3 separate regions of the Mus musculus genome follow, and regions 1 and 3 are each linked to region 2. Evidence: chromatin loops called from intact Hi-C (ENCODE). Cell type or tissue: gastrocnemius. All regions are shown on one strand.

The links. Peaks named below come from ENCODE experiments on the same cell type or tissue, not always from the same donor. Only the 100,000 strongest peaks of a DNase experiment are listed, where the experiment ranks them.
Region 1: a loop joins it to region 2, with 4 times the contacts of the local background. A loop is called at or near these places in 31 of 42 quality-filtered maps.
Region 3: it touches region 2 in a loop (2.5-fold over the local background); 31 of 42 quality-filtered maps call a loop at or near these places.

Annotation. Positions count from the first base shown.
Region 1 is chr6:119,923,035-119,925,534 of GRCm38, reverse strand. It overlaps Wnk1 (WNK lysine deficient protein kinase 1), which reads left to right. Exons shown (of 28, transcript NM_001199084.1): 28 at 1-1,566. Among named protein-coding and RNA genes, the nearest start is that of Rad52, 22 kb to the right of the region's middle. In gastrocnemius, a CTCF peak has its summit at 1,136 (motif pointing right); a DNase peak (open chromatin) is centred at 1,130; H3K27ac peaks cover 692 bases.
Region 2 is chr6:119,488,467-119,490,966 of GRCm38, reverse strand. All of the region lies in intron 1 of Wnt5b (wingless-type MMTV integration site family, member 5B), which reads left to right. Among named protein-coding and RNA genes, the nearest start is that of Fbxl14, 10 kb to the right of the region's middle. In gastrocnemius, a CTCF peak has its summit at 1,040 (motif pointing left); a DNase peak (open chromatin) is centred at 1,030; H3K4me3 peaks cover 877 bases.
Region 3 is chr6:120,201,450-120,203,949 of GRCm38, reverse strand. It overlaps B4galnt3 (beta-1,4-N-acetyl-galactosaminyl transferase 3), which reads left to right. Exons shown (of 20, transcript NM_198884.2): 20 at 32-2,500. The coding sequence ends at 140. Among named protein-coding and RNA genes, the nearest start is that of Gm25327, 59 kb to the right of the region's middle. In gastrocnemius, no CTCF peak of the experiment used is centred here; a DNase peak (open chromatin) is centred at 1,416.

The DNA.
Region 1 (2,500 bases), 430 kb before region 2:
AATACTTCTGTTCTCCCAGTATTGCTTGCTGGATATTTTAGTGCCTTGGACTTCTATTGCTTCTGCTGTTAGCATCAACTTACCAGACCCCAGGTCACCAAAGGGTATGTGGAAAGAAATCTTAGGTCCACATGACCCCAGCAGTGGATATGCCAAAGGGAAAATGAAAGTGTTTTTGGTTTTGGTTTGGTTTATTATTTTGTTTTGTTTTGTTTTGTTTTCTCAGTCGTTTCAATTTTGCCTAGAGCAGGTGTAAGGTGAGCACAGTGAAGTTGGCATCAGTGGTTGAAAACAAAGTTCTGTTTCAGAAAGAATGAGGAGGGTTGTGAGCTGTGTGTGAAAGATAAGGACTGAAGATGTGGGGACAAGCTTGTTTGAAGTGATGCTTGGCCAGTGAACAAACGAGATCTAGAAGAGATTAAACAAAAAGAGGGGAGTGGGCTAGATTTTAAGTTGGGAAGGATGACAGTGCCAAGTCACAGATGGAAAATGTTGCTCTAAGGAAACCTGCTCGGTTGCCCCCACCTCTTGTTGCACAAGTACCACCACACTTTCTCTGCTTTAAGTACTGTATTGTGGGAATTCAACCCACTTCTAACTTTCTAAGCATTGTAGGAAAAAGTGCTTATTTCCTTTCCTAGCTGTCCAAATGGTTGCACAGTCAGAATCTATTGTGCTGCCTGTACTTCTATATTAGAGCTAATACTCTCACATTTTCATACCCATATCCCCAAATAACAGCAACCAACCAGTATTATCTGATTTTCTGGCAATAGGGACCTAATTGGCTGTTTGGGATCTGAATATTCTGGAAAAGTGGAAAAAGTAGAACTCATTTCTTGGGTGCTTCCTCCTTCACCTTGAGTTGGGAACTGACACATTTCCAACTTTATGACACATCCCAGGAGTTGCCACACTAGCAAGGCTTCTTCCTGTAAGAGTCTTGTTCTTTTTAAGTTGGTCGAGGCCCAAAGATACAAGTGAGAGCTGAAAGTTTCAGGAGAGGGAAGTGTAATGAGCAGGGCTTTTGTTTCAGGTCGTGCTACCAAAGTGTTGACTCATTTATTCCTTTTGGGAGCGGTAAGAGGTACTGTGGGAGTGAAGCAGGTTACAGGATGACTGAGTGCTTCATACCAGCAGTAGAGGGAGCCAAATGCAGCATGTGGTGTTTGGTTTAGTCATTCTGAGTGAGGTCTGTTCCCCCTTCACAGAGGTTTACTTACTGTTGGTTTCCCCCTCCTGTGGATGAAATAACTGAAGCCTAGAGAAACGAGCTAGTGCTACTGAACTGTTTAAATTATTTTTGTGTTAATAGTACACTTTGAGTATCTTTCCACATTTAAAAAGAACTTTCCGAATTATAAATGTTTTCCTTACGTTATTTAACAATGTACACTGTTTAAAACTGAATTCAAACCTTGGGGTTTCTCAGCAGCCGTTACCTGTACATTTGCACTAACTCCGGGGGCTGCGCTTCTGTAAGATTGCGCTTTGTGCTTCAGTTTGTTACCTTTGTAGACTTATTTAATGAAACCATTCAAATAAACCAAACTTGCTTTTGTTGAACTGTGGGTTGTTCTTTCTGACAAACAAAAAACCCTTTTGTCCTCACTGGCCCTACCATTTATAACTAAAATCGTGCTGTTAAGGGTGAAAGTGGCACTTCTCCAAGGAGTCTGTTGCTAGTCCTCAGGAAAAGGCAAAGCAACAGCTGTTAGATGGCAGGGAAATTATTGCAAACTGCTGTCAGTCAACAGCGTCTGACATAGGTCTCAGTTTCTCACCAACAGATCTTGTCCCTGCTTCAAGACTAGGCACAGGGGCTAGAGGCACTTCTTTCTCACCAAGCCTGTGCCTGGTCCCAGGGACTCACCAATTCCCTCATAGCATAACCCTAAATTCAGCTTAAGTAGAATTGGAAGTTCATTGTTCCTTTGAAAAGAATCATGAAACTTTGGGTGTGGTATAGTTAAAGAACAGTTACTTCCTTAAAACACCTATTCCTAGGGAGACAGCTAAGTAGTTTCTCATCCAAATATCCTGAGTTCAATTCCCAGAAACCATATGGATCATGATTCCACCCTTCTTCTTTTGTTTTGTTTTTTCGAAACAGGGTTTCTCTGTGTAGCCAATTCCACCCTTCTTTAAGTGAGAAATTATGGCTTCCCAACAACCCATGGCTTTTCACTCAAAGGCTCTTCAGCCAGAGAAAACAATTCTTTAAAATGGTGCACTATTCATGTAGTATGATAAGAATCTTACCCTAACTATGCCTTTGCCAAGTACAGCCATGCAAGAAGCCTAAACTACCAGTAATCTCAATTGTAAGTTACACCAATTCTGCCAGTGTCAGTGTTCAAACATTACTTGATGGCTCAAAAAAACACTAACAGCAGAACTAATAGGAGCCAGGTGTGATGGTGCACACCTTTAATCCCAGCACTCAGGAGGGAGAGGACAGGTTCAAGGCAGCTTGGTCTAAAAAGCAAGTTCCAGGACT
Region 2 (2,500 bases):
AAGCGCAGCGCATACTAGAGGTCTGTCTTATTCATTCTCTTAACAAAACAAAACAAAACAAAACAAAACAAAACAAAACAAGAGCTCTGTATGTTTGAGCTAATAATCGGGGCTCACCCGGCTCACAGGCTGGTAGAAGTCTTCCCTCCTTTGTCCCATGGCAGTAGCAGCTGCCTCAGACCCACGCTCTGATTCTCTGACCTCAGAGACTCTAAGTGTCAAGAGGACAAGAGCCCATCCTCTACGCCCTCAGCCCACCCCTCACTGCAGCATGTGGAATCTGGCCAGGGTGGCCCCGCGGCTCTGAGTGCATGCTTGTCTTCGGCTGCCTTTCTCTCGTCTACGTTCTGCATTTACACCGTGCAAGAAACCTCACATCCTTCTTAGACCCATCAGGGTCTGGCTTCACGGGCCCCTTTAGATTCTACAAAGACGGCTTCATGTGGGCAGTGAATATACTGCATTCCTTTGATAATTAAAGTGAATTAGAACAAAAATGTAAACTCCCAACTCTTTTTCTATTTTTCTTTCACAGTAACAGGATGCTTAGCTCTATCTTCATGCATGATTGTAAAATTTCTCCCCACTTGCCAAACTTGGCAAACGTAGCACTCCAACAGTTTTCGAGAAGGAGCCTTAAGGAATCAGCTGATACTTTCCCCCAGGCCCACCAAAGCAGAGCTGCTAGAACTCAGGGATCCCCATGAAACAGTAACACCCCAGAGACACGGTGCCAGGAGTCACCTCGCTGGTGCTTTAAAATTCAGTCTTGGGCTGTTGAGATGGCTCAGCAGGTAAAGGTGCTTGCTGTCCAGACTGACTCACAGACACATGCATGCCTACACACGTATACATACCAAAGGGTGAAAAAGGAAAAAAATTTAAAAAGCCAGTCTCAGTGTTTGGAGGAAATAATGTTCCAGTTGTCAACTCTTAGATCCTGGCAGAACTCTTGCGAGTGGGGGAAACATCAAGAGAAAGGATTTGTTAGCCTGGAGGGCTGGGTGGTCTCGCAACGCAGCCACCAAATCATAGACAATGCTGCCACCTACTGACAAGATCCAGAAATTGCAGATCTGGTGGGTAAATTCTGTCTTCTGTCTTCACCAAAGAATAAACTGTGTTGTCTACACTTAATTTTACTGCTTTATATTGAGTCCAAAACCATTTTAATTAAGTAAAAGCAAAGGAAACCACGTTTGTCTGTTTTCTGCCTCTAAATTGTTTGGACACAGCTCAATTTCATTAACAGCAGGAGAGGTAAATCCTGTGTACATGTCCTAAAATGAAGGTAAAATGAAGCGTGTCATGGAACAAGATGTTTTCTGTCCTCCCTCCTTTGTGCGGAGATAGGGTCTTATGTTGCCTGGGCTGGCCTTGAACTCTTTATGCCTCCATAAGTTCTGACTGTAGGCAAGCTTGTAGGGCATTTTAAAATTATTGATTGGAGGGAAGGCCTAGCTCATTGTGGGTTGGGCCATCCCTGGGCTGGTGGTCCTGGGTTCTAAAAGAAAGCAGGCTGCCCAATCCATGAGGAGCAAGCTAGTAAGCAGCACCCCTGCATGGCCTCTGCATCAGCTCCTGCTCCAGACTTCTGCCCTGTTTGGGTTGCTGTCTTGACTTCCTTTTAAGATGAACTGAGATGTGGAAGTGGAAGTCACATAACCCTTGTCCTCCCCAAGGTGCTTTGGTCACGGTGTTTCATCACAGCAATAGCAATCTGAACTAAGACAGCCTAGGCTGAGAGTAGACTCTCAGAGCCCCTCCGTATTTGTCAAGTCACCTGTCTTCTGCAGGAGTAAGTCGTCTCTCCATACCTATAATGCCCAAGGGCTTTGTGTACGCTAAAGCAAGCACTAAGTACTCTACTAAGTACTAGTTAGTAATGTGCCTCCACCTTGTGGGAATGTGCCTGTTGCCTGACTTTAATTAAGCATCTTTATTTCTAGAGCAAACAACGATGCTGTTTGCTGCTGAGCCATGTATGGTATCACTGGTAATGGATTTCTCATCTCATTGGTAATGCATTTCTGTAGTTCCTTCTGTGGTTGTTTGTTTTGAGATGGGGTTCCTCTCTGTAACAGACCTGGCTGTCCTGGAACTCACTTTGTTGACCAGCTTGCACTTGAATTCAGAAATCCACCTGCCTCTGCTTCCTGAGTGCTGGGATTAAAGGTGTGTGCCAACACTGCCCTGATGCATTTCTATAATTCTTATTGGGTCTTTGGACAATCAGACTCTTCTATGTATGGAAAAAATGGGCTAACTTCTGTCCCAGGAGGCCACCTGATTCTCTGTCTATTGCCTCTGACATACGGTGGCAGAAGAGGTGTGTCAGGTGGGCTGACCTCAGCAGAGTGGAAAGGCCATTCGCCTTTCTCGTCCAGGCTCTGCAAACCTGACTACCTTCTCTGTTCCCAGCAGTGGCCAGCTGTGAGCCTGGTAAGGCACAGGGATGGAACAGACCGCCCACCTCAACAGTTTGTGTTCCCAAATGAAA
Region 3 (2,500 bases), 710 kb before region 2:
TTGCTGGCTCACACTGCCCTCTCCCCTCCAGGATTCTCCAAGCAGGCCTGGAAGTGGAGCGGCTCTCCCTCAGGAACTTCTTCCATCACTTCCATTCCAAGCGAGGCATGTGGAACCGTCGCCAAATGAAGATGCCGTGACGCCGGGTGGGCCAGCCGCTTAGAGCTCCTTGACTTGCGGTTGACCTCAGTGCCCTGCTTGCTGCTGAGGAGGGACTCTGAGGACCTGAAGCCTCAGCACTAATTGCCCTCTCCACCGGGAACTGTCCCTTCATGCAGGGATAGGCGAGCGCCAAGGCTCCTCTGCTGCTCACCAAGTTGACAGATGGACAGATGCTGGGCAGTGAGGTCAGGAAGACAACACCTGCTTGCTTAGAATACCATCTTGTCCACTAAGGTGCATTCCCACAGCCCAGTGCTCCTCACAGGGAGTGGTGACTGTGAACCAGAAACTTCAATGGGACAGATTTTATTTGGGGTGGGAGGGGGAATGTGGGTAATTTTTTAACAGAGAATGAAGACTTCTGTCTAGACCCAGCACCGTCTGGGGTCAAGCTGTACGTTGCAGACCTCAGACCCACCCTGAGGTGCTGGTCCCATGCAGAGTACTTCCAGCTCCAGGCCCAGCCCGTGCCTTCTAAACCCACACATCTCTCCTGGTGGCTACTGAACAGCTGGCCTTAACCCAATCGGGCCAGTAACCCAAGTCGGACAGACAGAGAGTTCTCTAGACTGGAAGCCCAACACTGGTGGCATCTTCCTACTGCAGTGGGGTGTCGGGTGGGAATGGGTGGGCAGAGGGCCCATTCTCCCAAGTGTCTGACATACGGGCTGGTGTAAAACCAGCAAGATCAAGCAAGAAGAAGAAATGCCCCTTCTCCTTTGACTCTCCTGCCAGGTAAGACCCGGAGAGAATAGGAAGGCATCACCAAAGGTGACATGAATAGCCTTTCAGTTACTTAAGAGAGACTTGGGGACGGACTCAAGCAACATAGAAAGGCAGGAAGGGAAGGAAATGTGTATACTGCAAGCCTAGTGCCCTTGTGGCCTTGCCCTCCTGCAGAGAGAGCCCAGCCTCCCAGCCCTAAAGAAATAAGGAGGTGAAACCGGGCCCTCAGATAAAGGGCAGGGCAAGGTATGGGACAGACAAGAACAGGGGCAGGAAAAGCTGGAAAATGGCTAAGTTCTGAGAAGAAGCAGCCTGCAACCCCTTCTGTCCACCTGATGGCGCGTACTTAGCTGTACTAATAATCCCGGTCCTCTCTGGCTGGAGACGCTCTGCTGCAGCTGCTTCACCAGTGGTGCATTGAATGCTGGGCATTAATTAAGCTCAGTCTGTGAAGGGGGATGGTGAGGGTCAGGGCACCATCTTTCTGCTGTGAGAAATGGCTGGTGGGTATGCAGCAGGGCCACTTTGCAGAGCGTGACCACTATGCTGTGAATCAAGAGGGCCGCATCTGGAGTTGCAGGACCCACGTGGTGGGCTCTGAGTGCCAGGAGCAGAGCTTGGCACATCCAAGGTGGGGCCCTCTGGGAACCCACCGGGCCTTTCTTTGAAGCTATCCGAAGGGCAGGGCCGTCTGTTTCTGGGCTGCAGCTTTTTCTCCTGCCTGCTCAGGCCCTCTGCCCTTTAGAAAAGGTGCACAGGAAGCAGGCTAAGGCTGCAGCAGAACAGCTGGAGCGCCGGGCTTCTCTCTGAAACCAGAAACTTTGGGCCCTGTGCTCGAAGGCCAGAGCCGGTGGCTGCAGCCCTCCTGTTCTGTCCTAAGGACTAGAATCCCCCTGGGCCTCCCCACCCTGCTTGCCTCCTCCCTCCCAGGTCTAGTGCCTTGTGTCTGACATCTGTTACCTCCTTACCATCTGCCTTAAGAGAGAGGAAAGTGCCGTGGGTGGGGAGAGGGAGGAGGGCATTAAAGTCAGCATCTTAGAAAACAAGCGGCTGTTTCCTTCTTGCCCAATCAAGGTAGGAAAGGGTTGGGTGGAAGAGCCAGGGGTGTTCCTAAGCCATTCATGTCCCTCAGCTGTCTGCTCAAGGACACGCTAAGGACCATCCATCCCCTCCCTTCTGACTTGACTCCTGGTTCAGTGCTTGCCAGCAGAAGGGACATTTTCTGTGCTGTGCTTGGGAAGGGCACAGCAGTGTCCCGAGTCTATTAGTCTCAGCAGCCCAGGTTGTGGTCTCAACTAGAAAGTCCCCCACCCCCGTCCTAGTGAGGAAGACAAGCTAGAACCGTGCAGCTGTAATCCCAGCACTTGGGATGCTAACACAGAAACGTCAGGAGAGCATGTCAGCCTAGGCTAATAGATAAACATAAGAAAATCTTTTCTGTGTGAGTTGAAGATGCCCTACTAAGGCTTCGCAAGTGTGAGTTGGCCTCCCTAGTTATGTTTGACCTAGGCAAAAATTTTTCAAGAATTTATGTATATGGGTGTTTTGCCTGCGTGTCTGTGTGCCACCTGTGTGCCTAGTGCCCAGAGAGGCCAGAAGAGGGCATTAGATT